2 separate regions of the Homo sapiens genome follow, and region 1 is linked to region 2. A link is a contact called in ENCODE Hi-C or POLR2A ChIA-PET data. All regions are on one chromosome and are shown on one strand. The core of a region is the stretch at or near the end of the contact, and the rest is flanking DNA. Distances in the headings are between cores, read along the strand shown. Region 1 has its middle 30 kb from the start of CXXC1. Region 2 holds the start of ME2 (malic enzyme 2).

Region 1 (7,373 bases), core at 345-2,844, 560 kb before region 2:
TGTCTTTCATTTTTGTCCAACAAATGCACTGTTTACCTTTTGCCACCGTACTCTCTGCCTCAGAGGGCTGACCTTTGTGGACTGTTTCATGAGTAGCCTTTGACTTTTGGCTTACAGCTGGTTTAATCACTGGGGAGGATCACCAGGAGACCTAGAGACTGGGAGGTGAATGAGGGAGGGTGGTTGCTGTCCTGGGAAGTGAATGAGGGAGGGTGCTTACTGTCCCAGATCTTTCCCTGTCGATTCTCTATGGGTTACCAAGTACCCTAGCAAATTTCACAGCTCCTCTCAGATGGCCCTCTCCCATACAGCTGTTCTCAATAGGTTTCCATAAACATTGCCTTCCAGGCTAGATGTAGTAATAGTTCCCTGGTGTTGCAAACTGTAGGGAACCTACTATTGCTTATTGCTTTCCCTAAATACTATCTGCACATTTTGCTGGAATTCTGACTGAGATATGTACTCCTTTTTCTTCAAATAGATTAACTCATGCTTTCAAGTCTTATAAATCTCTTATTACTAAATATTGGAGAAATTTCCTACCATAAAGCTCCTACATTGATTCACCTATATTGTTTAAATAAGAGGCCAATGCTCTAATTTCCAATTACCTCTGAGCCTCTCTGGCATCCAGCTCACATTATAGGTAGTCAGAATTTAAGATATCTTTCATTCATTGTTTGGGTTGGACATTTCATCTTCCCATAAGTAGAAACATTTCAACAAAAATGTGAAGTGTTGTGATATTTGCATCCTAACTTCAAATGGTTGAGAACAAAATTTTCAAAGAAAATGAGAATACAAAAATAAAAAAGTGATTAATCCATACATAGATAGAGATAAACAAATGAGGAAAATATTAGTTGGTAAATCTTGGTGTTCTATGTAGTAGCAGTATTCCATTTTTCTGCAAGTTTGAAGTCTTTCAAGTAAAATATTGAGCAGAAATATTGCTGTGAAGAAATTTTTGACTAGCCTGATTTTTCTATTGTGCATGATATTTTTTCTTTCTTGCTTTAAAGCTTGCACAAATATCTTTTTATTCTTGAAGTTCATTATGTCAATTAAATTGTGTTTCTGTGTTAAGAATCTTACGTTAAAATTTCTCAGAGCATGGCATTTTTTTTCCAGATGGTGGACAAGTGTGGTGCAGCTGTGTATTTACCTAATCTTTTTTCAAAGTCAGAATTATTAAAGATCTAGAATGAACAGAAAAGATTCAAATTAAGAGTGACTATTTGAGAGTCATTAAAAGTCTGTGAAACGAGGGGATGTCTGGGAGTGCAGCTGGGCGGCAGCATCATGACGTCACAGATGAAACACAAGCACTGGAGCCAGGGAAACTGACTCCTCCATTCAAATTCTGACTTTACCATTTGTCAGATGTGGAACCTTGGTCTGATAATGCAACATTTCTGAACCTCAGTTTCCCCATCTGTAATATGGGGTGAATCTCTGTCTTATAAGATTGATGACAGAATTAGAGACAAGGAATGTAGACACTTAGTCTGCAATAAGTAGACTTATTCAGTGGAGCTCAGTAAGTAATTGGTCATTATTTTTCGTACATTAAGGGCTAGGTTACTGAAACCTTACAAATGCTTTCAGAAATTGGCAGGAGGAAACCACACATGTGTACTCAAGCAAGGACACCACACGGAGATACTGTGTTAAGCAGTTAGGCAAGAATAGAGTCAACTAATCATAGCAAGCCTTCTCTCCTCCCCCTATATTACCTGAATGGAAGGAACACTAGAGAAACACAAATTTTTGCTGCAGCATTGCCTTTTCACACTTAGGTATATGTCATTATTCTAGAAGAACATGTACCAACAACATTTGCTTGTTCATTTAAGGCAGTTTTTGCTGCACCTTGTGAAATATCTGTTCCCACAGGTGGCTTTATTTCTTCACAAGTTTATTCGTTTCACTGTTGTAGTCTCAATATTAAAATTGTGTGGTACATTGAAATTGTCAAAAGACAGAAGTTAAGTTCCCTGCCTCATTGGTATGAGCCCATTTAATAAGTTTCCTGCAGAGTTTCTGAGATAATTGCCTTCTTTCTCTTTAGCTGGGTCTGATTATATAACAAGAATAGATCCTATAATGAGAGACTTTATGCAAACATTAGACATCATAATTCCTTTCAAGCAATTAATTACCCTCAAGATTAAGTAAATTGATGCAACACTTGATAAATGTTTCAATTAATTAATTAATTTGAAAATACTTTTATATACAAACCTGAGTACAGCCTTGTTTTTAGTGATGTGAAAGATATTTTCATGAAGGCAGAGGAAAAGAGTACTCAGAAAAAGAGTACTAGCAGGCCGGGTGTGGTGGCTCATGCCTGTAATCCCAGCACTTTGGGAGGACGAGGTGGGCAGATCACCTGAGGTCAGGAGTTCAAGACCAGCCTGGCCAACATGGTGAAACCCCATCTCTACTAAAAATAGAAAAAACTACTGAGTGTGATGGCGGGTGCCTGTAATCCCAGCTACTCAGGAGGCTGAGGCAGGAGAATCACTTGAACCTGGGAGGTGGATACTGTAGTGAGCCAAGATCGCACCACTCCACTCCAGCCGGGGCAACAGAATGAGACTCTGTCTCAAAAAAAAAAAAAAAAAAAAAGCTGTATGTATCAAAACAGTGTGGTAATGGCATCAGGCTGGACATATAGATTAATGGAATAAATTGAGAGTCCAGAAATAAACCCATACATCTACGGTCAATTGATTTTTGACAACAGTGCTAAAATCACTGGAAATCTGAAGTTTCATCTGGGAAGACAAATTGCTGGGCATGACTCCTATGGCTTAGGCCTGAATCACCTAGTTGCTTCTCCACTTATGTCTGGTCCCTGTGCTATAATGACCAGTAAAGTGTGTGCTTTAATGACACAGTAAAGTGTGTGCTGTCAATGACAAGAGTTACATATGGCCTCTCAATGTAGATTGGACTTCATCACAGCATAGTGACTTTGGAGTAGTCATAGTTTTATATGGCGGCTTAGGGCTACTGTGTGTATGTGTGAGCAAGTCAAAAGCTGTATAGCCTCTTATGAGCTAGCATTGGAAGTCACATAGCATCACTTCTACTATACTCAGTGGTCAAAGCAGTCAGAAACTCACGAACATTCAAGGTGAAGAGAAACAGACCAACCTCTTGATGGGAAGGGATTCAAAGAGTTTGAGGCCATTTTTTAAAACTACCAGAATGAAATTTTCAGCCATCACTTTGCAAGCAGAAAGAAATAGAAATTATCCACTTAAAACGTTAAGAATTCTGAGATTTCTGAAGGCAAGGAAAAGGAAAAATATCTATTGTACAAAAAGGACATATTACAGAATGAAATTGCCATGCTAAGAGTGGAACTGAACAAAATAAAAGAATCAAGATCATAAGATCTCAGAAGGGCCAGGTGAAAAAATTATGAAAATTATAAATCAAGATCAGAGAAAATATATTGAGGATATTAACATTTTAACATAAAAGAATTTTGATATTCAAAAGATAATAAAACTGGGCAAAGAAATATTAGCCAAAACAATATTCAGTATAATGGACTACTTTATGCAGTAATACCTGAGAAAGCAGCATTGAACTCAAATTAATAAATGAAAAACAAAGCAAAGAGAAATTGAATATTACGGTTGGATATGTTTTTTTGTTTGTTTGTTTTTTGTTCTTTTGTTGTTGTTTTTGAGACAGAGTCTCGCTCTGTTGTCCAGGCTGGAGTGCAGTGGTGTGATCTCGGCTCACTGCAACCTCTGCCCCTCGGGTTCAAGCGATTCTCCTGCCTCAGTCTCCCGAGTAGTTGGGATTACAGGCACCCGCCACCAAGCCGGTTGGGATATGTTATAATTTATTTGGCCCTGCCAAGTCTCATGTTGAAATTTTATCCCCAGTGTTGGAGATGGGGCCTGGTGAAAGGTACTTGGATGCTGGGGACAGATCCCTTAATGTCTTGGTGCCTTTCTTGCAGGAGTGAGTGAGTTCTCACTTTTAGTTCACATGAGAACTGGTTGTAGAGAAGAGCCTGGTACCTCCTCCTCTCTCTCTCAATTCCTTTCCCACCATGTGATCTGCACACACCAGCTCCCCTTCCTCTTCCACCATGAGTGGAAGCAGCCTGAATTCCTTGCCAGAAGCAGATGCTGGTGCCATGCTTCTTGTACAGGCTGCAGAACTGTGAGCCAAATAAACCTCCTTCCTATGTAAATTACTGAACCTCAGGTATTCCTTGATAGCAACATAAACAGAGTAAGACATTGAATCATCAGGTTCCAATATTTTCATTCGTCTGAACTAAAATATAACCATGATGTGCCTTCTCAATAATGTTGAAAACTAAATGTTAAAGTAGTAACCTACACAATGAGCTTTATCGCACTAAAGTTACCCTCTGAACCAAAAGATATTGGTTAGACCTCCTATCACAGAATGTAAAAAGAAGGAAAGTGAATACATGTGACAACATGAACGCACAAAATGAATATATTATACGATAAAAAACCTTAAAGAAATGATCACTGAAACTACAAAGTAAAAATATATTGTTTTCAAACAATGGGGTAATATGCACAAAAAGATTATGAAATAGAAAAACACAATGACTAATATAAAAGATAAATTGTGTAAGTATGCACAACAAATCAAGCTGAGAGTGAAAAACAAACACATGCTGGAAGAAAGAAATAACTAGTTATTCAAAGAATATCATCACTTGAAAGAAAAAAATAGGTATGAAGTTGGCAAAGCAGAGAGAGGGATTATAGTGTGACAACTTTGATAAGATCTTGCTGATACTATAAAAAAAATCTGCATTGGAGGCCTTCCTGAAGGTCACATACCTTTATCACATTTATTCAGAAAAAAAAGGCTAAAGATATAAAGGAGATAATAGGTCAAATCATATGCCAGTTGGAAGTAGTGCAAGATGGACAAACACCGGTGATGTGGTATGCTGAGAAGGCACAGTAGCAGCAGATGCAGAAGTCTGAAATAGAAAACGCCAGGTTTTCTATGGCATACCAACCTGAGTGTGCCCAGTCTCATCCAATCTCAGAACGTAAGCAGGATTGGGCCTGGTTAGAACTTGGATGGGAAAATGCCAGTTAAAATCTGTACTAAAAAATTTAAGCAGGCAAAATCAAAGTCAAATTGCATCAAAGAATCTGTTAGGGCAAGTTTTTCTGATAAAGCAAAAGAGAAATTAAATACATTTATTATATTAAATAATCGGGACTATTACGTGGACCAAGAGGAGAAAAACAATACATTTTTCATTTTTCATTCAAAAAAGAGATTACTGGATTGATGACATTATAGCAAAATTTAAAAATAGCATATTTTAATGATTAGAGGGTTGGGACTTTGTGCCTCACTTCACAACCTCTGAGGACAGGAGAGAGGATGAAAGTTAAATTGATCATCAATGGCCAAGGATCTAATCAATCATACCTGTGTAACAAAGCCTCCATAAAAACCCAAAAGGACTGGGTTTGGAGAGCATCTGGATGGCTGAATAAGTGGAGGCTCCAGAGGGTGACACACCGGGGAGAGCATGGAAACTCCACACTTCTTCTCGCACATAGCTTGTTCTATGTATCTCTTAGTGTGTATCTTTTATAATATCCTTTATAATAAAAATTGGTAAATGTAAAAAAAAAACTCCAGTATCTTTAAAATGTATGTATCAGAGGCTTCCAGTTTCTGATAATATCCAAGTAACTCCTACTGAACAAATTTTCTTTCACATAACAACTGTAATTTCTGGAAGAAATATTTAAAACAGTTACTTTGAGGCACTAGAGAGAGCGAATGAAAGTAAACAGATAGAAGAAACTGATGGGAAAAGCACCAAACAAAAAGTAAAATTGTAGACTTAAATCTAACCATATCAATAGTTAAATTAAATGATAATGAAGAAACTCTCCAAGTATAGCAAGGCTCAACTATATGCTGTTTACAAAAACTACACCTTAAATATAAAGAGATGAGTTAAAAGTAAGTGCACAAAAAAAACTATATTATGAAAACATAAGACAACTGAGCTGTTTAGTTGTATTACTATTATGTAAAGTAGTCTTTAAGATGAAGAGTATTAACGGTGATAAAAAGGGACAATTCATAATGATAAAAGTTTTTGTTTATCAGGAAGACAAGGCAACCATAAAACTATATTCTCCTAATAACAGAATACAGGACATGAGTAAAAAATCTACAGCTACCTTCCTGTTTATTGGGAAAAGAATGTCTAAATGCTTTCTTTCTGTGATTGAGAACAAGGTAAGATGCCCACTCTATATATTTCTAGTCATTATTATATGGGAGAGCTTAGCTAGTGCATTTAAGCAAGGAAATGAAACAAAAGGCATACAGATAGAAAGGAAGAAGTGCAGTTTGTTTTATTCAACTTGAGTATCTTTCTAAAATTTTTTTGAATCTTCGAAACAGCTATTAGAACTTGCAGCTGAAATTAGCAAAGGACAGCGTCTAAGGCCAATATATAAAACTCAATTATATTTCTACGTACTATTAAGAAACAGTGGCAAAAGAAATTTTTAAAATAACATCAAAATATAAAATGCTTAAGGATAAATGTTATAAAATATGTTCAAGACCTATAAACTAAAAACTACAGAACATTGCTAATAAAAATTGAAAATAACATAAGATTTACTTATCTATTTAAGATACATTATGCTTATGGTTTGGAAAACTTAACATTGTTACGGTGTCTTGTCTCCCCAAATTGCTCAAAATTTAAGAAACCCAAATCCAAGTCCCAGCAGGCTTTTGATGGGGGTAGAAATTAGTAAATGGATTCTAATGGTTATACGTGAATGCAAAAGCAGTACAATAGTGAAGACAACAACATTAGAAGACTCTTGAAATCTCATTTTGAGGTTTATTACAGAGTCATGCAAATTTAAAAGGGCATAGTGGTGCAAGAATAGAAATGCAGATTAAGAGAACGAAAGAGCTGAGAAAAAGAAACCTAACGTATATGGTTAAGTGGTTTTCAACAAAGACGCCAAAGTAATTCATTGGATAAAGCATAGTCTTTTCAACAAATAGTGCAGAAAAAAATAGCTATCCATTTGAAAAGGAAAAAAGATAACTATTTCTTAGATAAGAAAGGATAAACATAAACCATAGAGGGAAAAATTGATAAATGGGACATGATAAAAAATTTAAATACCTGACTTTTGAACAACTTTTTAAAGAAAATGAAACTACAAGTCACATACTGGGAGAAAATATTTGAAATATGTGTATCTGACAAAGGACTTGAATTCAGAAGATGTAAAAACTTCTATAACTCAGTAATAAGAAGACAGCAACACAATAAAAGAAACAGCCGAGAA
Region 2 (6,941 bases), core at 4,109-6,608:
TCCTTTTAATATTCACAAAACTCTTGCATATTTTGTGTCTCATTCCTCTTTTCAATGCCCTTTGAGATACATAGGGAAAGTTTAATTGTGTCCACCTAACCGGAGAAAAAGACATCCAGCCTCTTATTAAGACAGTGTGAGAGCTAGCCCTAGAATTCAAGTATTCCACACTCCCAAAGTGTGCTTTTTCCTTCGATGTAAATAAGTAAATGAACAAAATAAAACAAAAGCAAAAAGAAAAAATTTGAAGAACTGAGGCATTTGTCCAGATAATTTTCAAACATCCCCTCCATGCCTTCCACTCCCACCCCATAGGAATCCAAACAACCTTCCTTCTATCATTCCCTGATTATCTATAATTGGGGTGTCTAATTTATGGATAACTTATACTCTGCTTGGAGTTATATTTCTTGCTCAGCCATAGTTCTAGTCAAAAATTGTCAGGTTTTATCTTCATTTACTGGAGAGACCCTGCATTTAGAAGAGATTCTTTCCTTCTCTCAAGGATTATCCAGAAAGTGATTGAGCCATGTTTAGCCTTAAATCCTACCCTCACATTTTTGTGAAAAAGCCCATATTTGTATAAATCAACTCTAATTGGGTTTTCTGTTGTTGGGAGCTAAAAATCATTTCTAACAGTTACTGTTAAAATGCACAAAAATCTTGTTCCTGTCGTAATATCTTCATTTATATTTCCTCCTTTAGAATAGCTCATTAACTCTTATTAGGTCAAATTGAGGATGTCAAGTATAAACTACTAGTAGTAGATTAGTAATAATAGTAGTAAGGATAATCATAGTACTGTTTTGATTCTGTGTGCCCTGACCTACTATATATTAGACCTTAACATTCATTTTTAAAAACTCTATACTTGAAAAATAACTACACACTTACATTATTTCTGGAGACCTATGGATGTATATAATTCCCCTTGGTCTTTTAACTGATGAGACATCTTAGTGTCTCACTATAACTATTACTGGATCAAAGTAGCTTTTTTTTTTTGGAGACAGGGTCTCACTCTGTCACCTAGGCTGGAGTGCAGGGATGCGACCTCAGCTCAGTGCAACCTCCGCCTCCTGGGCTCAAGTGATCCTCCCACCTCAGCCTCCCAAGTAGCTAAGACTACAGGCATGCCCCATCAGGCCTGGCTAATTTTTTTTTTTTTTTTTTGTAAAGATGAGGTTTCACCATATTGCCCAGGCTGGTCTCAAACTCCTGTGCTCAAGCAATCCACCCACCTTGGCCTCCTAGAGTGCTGGGATTACAGGAGTGAGCCACCTCACTCAGCCCAAAATAGTATCATTTAAAGATGAAATAGCTCAATTCAAGCAAGAATGCTGGACAGATAGGGGATAAAAGGTAAATGCAAGAAAGCACAGTATTTTTCAAAGCTTAAGATGATCATGCAGAAAATTCACAACCAGTTGCAGAGTAATGACTACTTTATTTAACCCAGGAGTTATATCCGCCAGTGTAATTCTTGCCTGTAGAAACCAGCAGAGGGAAATTTCAGAAGGTTTAGACACTATGTTTCTACTAATGATTACTCATGTTTTCCAATTACATGTGTCTTTTTCCTGCCTTTTCACTGCTCAGATCCCAATATATGTAATATGTCACTCAGCAGCTGTTACATGAAAGGAACATGTTAGGTTGCTGTATTAACTTTTCCAGCATGCATGTGTGTGCACTGGAGAAGAACCCAGGCTCTTCTACTCCTCTGACATCCTTAGAGTGCAGGCCTTCATTCTCTTGTTTGTCATCTTATGGCCCAATGATGGGTGCCATGCCACTACACATCTGTGGCAAAAAGTGAGATGAAGCAAAACAGCCAAAGACACATGCCAGTTGAATCTGTTCTTTTTTTTAAAAAAGGCTTTCCAGAAGCCCCGGCCGTCAGCTTCCTTGTATGTGTTTCTAACAGGGTCACCTTAGACCCACATGATCCAACTGAAATAGAGTGCAAGCCACAAATAGGAATTACGTATATAATTTTAAATTTTCTGTAGCCACATTTAAAAAGTAAAAGAGGTTTAAAAAATAACTTTAATAATATGTTGCATGAACCGAAAATATACAGAATATTATTTCAACATGTGATCAATATTTTAAAAATTAAGATATTTCCATTCTTTACATGTTTTTGCACTGTCTGCAAATCCAATGTATATCTCAACTTAAAATAGCCACATTGCAAGTACTCAATAGCCATATGTCACTATATTGTAAAGGAAAAGAAGCCTGTGACATTGTGATAGAATAGGAATGTATATTTGGTCTCTGCCCTGGTTCCTGAGAAAAAGCTTCTAAATCCCTTGGAATTTCCTGAGTGACAGGGGCATCTTTTGTTCTAATGAGGCAACTCTTGGTGGGCTCCTAGATAGCCTCAGGATGGGGGCTGGTTGCCAGGGGAACCAACCATGTGATTAGAGGATTGGAACTTTTAGCTCCATCCTCTGCCCCCTGACCTCCTGGGAAGGAAGAGGAGATAAGGGTTGAGTTGATCTCCAATGGTCAATGATGTAATCAATCACACCTATGTAAGGAAGCCTCCATAAAACTCCAGAAGGACAGGGTTCAAAGAGCTTCCTGATTGCTGAACACGTGAAGGCATATGGAGGGTGGTAAGCCAAGAGAGGGCATGGAAGCTCCACACCCCTTGCCACATACTGTGCCCCATGCATCTCTTCCATCTGGCTGTTCATCTGTGTCCTTTATGACATCCTTTGTAACGTACGTAAAGTGTTTCCTTGAGTTTTGTGAGCCATCCTAGCAAATTAATATAACCCAGTGACAGGGTAATGGCAACCTGGGACTTGTGACTGGCATCTGAAGTGGGGGACACTCTTGTGAGACTGAGCCCTCAACCTGTGCGATGCGACACTATCTCCTGGTAGATAGCATCAGAATTGAGTTAAATGATAGGACACCCACCAGGTCACAGCTGAAGAACTGGTTGTTGGTGAAGAGCAACCCACACACATTTTGGTGACTAAAGGTGAAGTATTGTGTTCTGTGGTGACTGTGTGTGCACAGTAGCAGAAAAAGTTAGTTCTGTTTTCTTTTTCTTTTCTTTTTTTTTTTGAGATGGAGTCTCCCTCTGTCGCCCAGGCTGGAGTGCAGTGGCGTGATCTCAGCTCACTGCAAGCTCCGCCTCCTGGGTTCACACCATTCTCCTTCCTCAGCCTCCCGAGAAGCTGGGACTACAGGCGGCCGCCACCAAGCCCGGCTAATTTTTTGTATTTTTAGTAGAGACGGGGTTTCACTGAGTTAGCCAGGATGGAATTCTGTTTTCATTAGGAAGCCTTTGACCAATCACTGTAAGTGGCTAAGGGGAAAGAAATTGTTGTCAGAGCAGACCAGAAAACAGCAGTTTCTACCTCCTTGACAGTAGCGGGTATTTAATAAGGAATAAATTGACTTCAATGTAAGCAAAATAAGTTCCCTCCATGATAGCTCTCTACAACTTTCAATCTGGGATTATTCGAATGTAGGACAAACTGTCCTTAAATTCTTTAAATTGACAAACAATTGTATATAATTATGGTCGGGCGCGGGTGACTCATGTCTGTAATCCCAGCACTTTGGGAGGCCGAAGCAAGCAGATCACTTGAGGCCAGAAATTCGAGACTAGCCTGGGAAACATGGTGAGAAACCCCGGCTCTACTAAAAACACAAAAATCAGCTAGGCATGGTGGCGGGTGCCTGTAATCCCAGCTACTTGGGAGGCTAAGTCAAAAGAATCGCTTGAACCTGCAAGGCGGAGGTTTCGGTGAGTCAAGATCACGCCACCGCACTCCAGCCTGGGCGACAGAGCAAGACTCCATCTCGAAAGAAAAAAAATGTATATACTTTAATGCAATGGGATACAATGTAATGTTTCAATACATTGTGGAATGATCAAATTAGGCTAATATATCCATCACCTTACATGCTTATTTCTTTTTGGTGAGAATATTTTAAATCTACTCTTTCAGCCATTGCGAAATATACATTATGAACTATAGTCACCATGCTGTGCGATATTTCTAAAACTTACTCCTGAAACTTTTTACCCTTTGACCAACATCTCCCCATTCCCCATCTACCCCCCAACACCCCCACAACTGTCTTTCAAAGACAAAAGAATTTCACCTCTACTAATGAAGCATTTATGTAGAAAGACACTGGTAATGTTTAGTTTCCTTCATCCAACCTGCTGCATCTTGTAAGTTCCTGGCAAGCAGAGTTACTTTAGGTCATTCATATTTATAACCTCTCCTTGCCTGCGGTGGTTATTATAGCAACCACACCTATGGATTATCACCTAACTGGAGTTTCCTCCTCACAGGCCCCACCCTTCAATGTTCAGAGAGGGGCGATTGCCCCAGATTTTATTTAATTGTCAGAGTTTAGGAGGGAGCAATTCACTCTTCCCTACTTCCACTCCATCTTCTCAATCCTACATTTCCATCACTTTTAATTTTATTCTGCCTTGCCTCTTTTTTTATATTTTACATCTTATTTTTGAAATTGTCATTACCATGCCTTGTTTTAAGAGTACACAAGCTCATTATAGTAAAGAGTTTTGGGTGATAACATTTTCTGAAATAAGGGTGAAGAAATATCCTCCCATGTCACAACCGTTGGGAGGGCGGGGGTAGGGATGTTGGAAGGCACGGTCCCTGCGGCTTTCAAGGACAAGACAATTAAGTGTTCCGGTGCTTTTCTGAGGCAGAACATTGAGCATCTATTTATGGTGACTGTGACAGTGGAGGTGATTGGTAAATTCACCGCAGGCCAATAACCTTGCCAGCAGCCATGAGGAGTGGCAAAGAATTCTGCAGAAGAGCAAGTCCTAAGCACACAAAACAGCTCGGAAAGTGAAAGCGTCGCTGAAGTGCGGAAGCCTCGCATTTCCTGGGTCCTCTTCTTCCTTCCTTTGCCGTCTCCTGCCCTCCCGTTCTCCCCCTTCCTCTGTGGCTCAGGCAGGACAGACCCCAACTCCCAGCTTCCCTGGCCTCCGCGGGTTCGGAGACTGGGACCCCCGGGCCAGGAGTGCTGGGGGGCGCGGTCGGCCAGCCCCGGCTTCCTTCATGGAGCGGCGGAGCTCCACCTCCTCCTCCGCACTGCACTTCTCACATCCTCAGCATCGCGTCCACGAGGCCGCCCGCCCCGCCTCAGAACCGTAACCTCCAGGAGCTGGGTTGAGGAAGGCGCGGAGGACAGGAACCCCAGCGCCGGCAGCTAAGCCTCCAGACGGAGCCCGCCCCTCCGGCCGGTTCCTGCCTCCAATTGGCCCGCGAGCCCGTCCGTCTCCACCGTGGGCCACGCCTTCCGGGCCCCGCGGCTGGCCGGCTCCTCGCGCCCTCCCCTCTCTCGGCCGCTCTTCGGGCCGCCTCTGCGTGTGGGGCCGCCCGCGCCAGTGTGAGCCTGAGCTGACGGCGGCTCCGGGAGGCTCGCAGAAGGGGAGGGCCGGGCGGCGCGGGAGCTGAGCATCGCCAGGGCGGGCGGCAGGGCGCGGCCTCTCCGCCGGGTGTACCACCTGTCGCGGCGCGAGACCTCTGGTAAGGCCCGGCGCGGTGGGGCCCGGGCGGGGGTCCGGGAGAGGAGCGGGCGCCGGCCTCCCCTGGCCCGGCCCCGAGAGCCCAGCGCTGCCGCGCCTCCGGCCTCCGCGCGTGCGGCCCCCGCCGTTCCCGGCCTGGCGGTGGGGGCTGGGGGAAGGGAAGCGGTCTGCGGAGTCCGGGCTGAGGGCGAGGGACCGGCTACATCGCGGCGACCCAGGTTCCAGCGGCCGCGGCTCTACCCGGCGCGCGATTTCCAGGTTCCTCCGCCGGCTGGTGCCTGGGCGCCCCGCTCTCGCCCGGGAGCGAGGCCCTGGGCCTCCAAACGCCAGCATCTCTTTCTCGCTCTTTCTGCACCCCTCCACAAAAGGACTTCTGTGGCTGGAAACCCTTTGGCAAGCCTATCTCCTTTATTCAGTCGGGCCGAGTTAACGGCAGGAGTTAGGCTGTGTGTGTGGCTCCTCCCTTTAAAAAAAGACTTGCTGCGGGCTGGAGAGTTCTGAGATTGGACCGATTCCGTCTATTATTAAATGCCATCTGTGGACCGGGATTGGCAGGTGTTTCTTTCACGCTGGCGATAACTATCTCTGCATGTGGTGTTACCTAGGTGGTCCTAGGTTTCGACTTTCTTTTTTGGTTCCAGAGATAATTCTAGAAAATTTACGTTGCTTGTGGTGAGAAGCGTGATCAAATTAACACGTGCTTTCTTACAAAACGTTTTATCATCTTCTGTCTGTGGATTTACCTTCCTGATGCTTGTGGCTATCACCTCTAAGCAAAGAGGTTAATAGCATTGCTATTTCTGTTAGTGTTGCAGTTGATAACGATAACAATAGTAGCATGTATTAATTGCTAGTGACAGGCAGAGCGCTAGTTTCTACACGGATTATCTCAAAATAACCCTTTGAGGTTGATACTGTTACTGCCTCCACTTTACAAACCAGGAAACTAAGGTTTAGGTAGGTTAAGTAACTTGCCTAAGACCACAGTTTTAACGTGACAAAGCCTAGATTCAAACTCAAGTGGTCTAACTTCATAGCTGCATCCTCCACCCCCACTCCCTTAAACGTGTATACTCCTTAAGCATTGCTCATGTTGTTAAGCTAATTGCGATGTTGTACCCATAATTTTGATTTTCAATTTACAAATACTCTGTAAATTAGATGAGAGAAACAGTTGTTTTTAAAAACATACATATAGGCCGTTCGCGGTGGCTCACGCATGTAATTCCAGCACTTCTGGGAGGCCGACGTGGGTGGATCACCTGAGGGCAGCTAATTTTTGTAATTTTAATAGAGACGGGGGCTTCGCCGTATTGGCCAGGCTGGTCTCGAACTCCTGACCTCAAGTGATCTACCCACCTTGACCTTCCAAAGTGCTGGGATTACAGGCGTT

Evidence for each region. Hi-C counts contacts between places; a loop is a spot of excess contacts on that map. ChIA-PET counts read pairs that join two places held with the same protein, here RNA polymerase II (POLR2A). Pooled maps may share reads with other maps.
Region 1: a loop to region 2 is called in a pooled map, with 4 times the contacts of the local background. The contact joins the enhancer-like site here to the promoter of ME2 in region 2. A Hi-C loop is called at or near these places in 1 of 168 maps with a recorded cell type or tissue (CD4-positive, alpha-beta T cell) and 8 of 50 pooled maps. POLR2A ChIA-PET finds 5 or more read pairs at or near these places in 1 of 52 experiments (activated B cell).

The regions. Positions count from the first base shown.
Region 1 is chr18:50,313,982-50,321,354 of GRCh38, forward strand. It overlaps the pseudogene RNA5SP458. Among named protein-coding and RNA genes, the nearest start is that of CXXC1, 30 kb to the left of the region's middle. Within about 2 kb of position 1,595, at least 3 of the 41 ENCODE cell types and tissues checked have a DNase peak (open chromatin) inside an H3K27ac peak, as active enhancers do.
Region 2 is chr18:50,873,760-50,880,700 of GRCh38, forward strand. It overlaps ME2 (malic enzyme 2), which reads left to right and starts at 5,359. Exons shown (of 16, transcript NM_002396.5): 1 at 5,359-5,549. RefSeq lists an enhancer at 5,148-5,649 and a silencer at 5,188-5,747.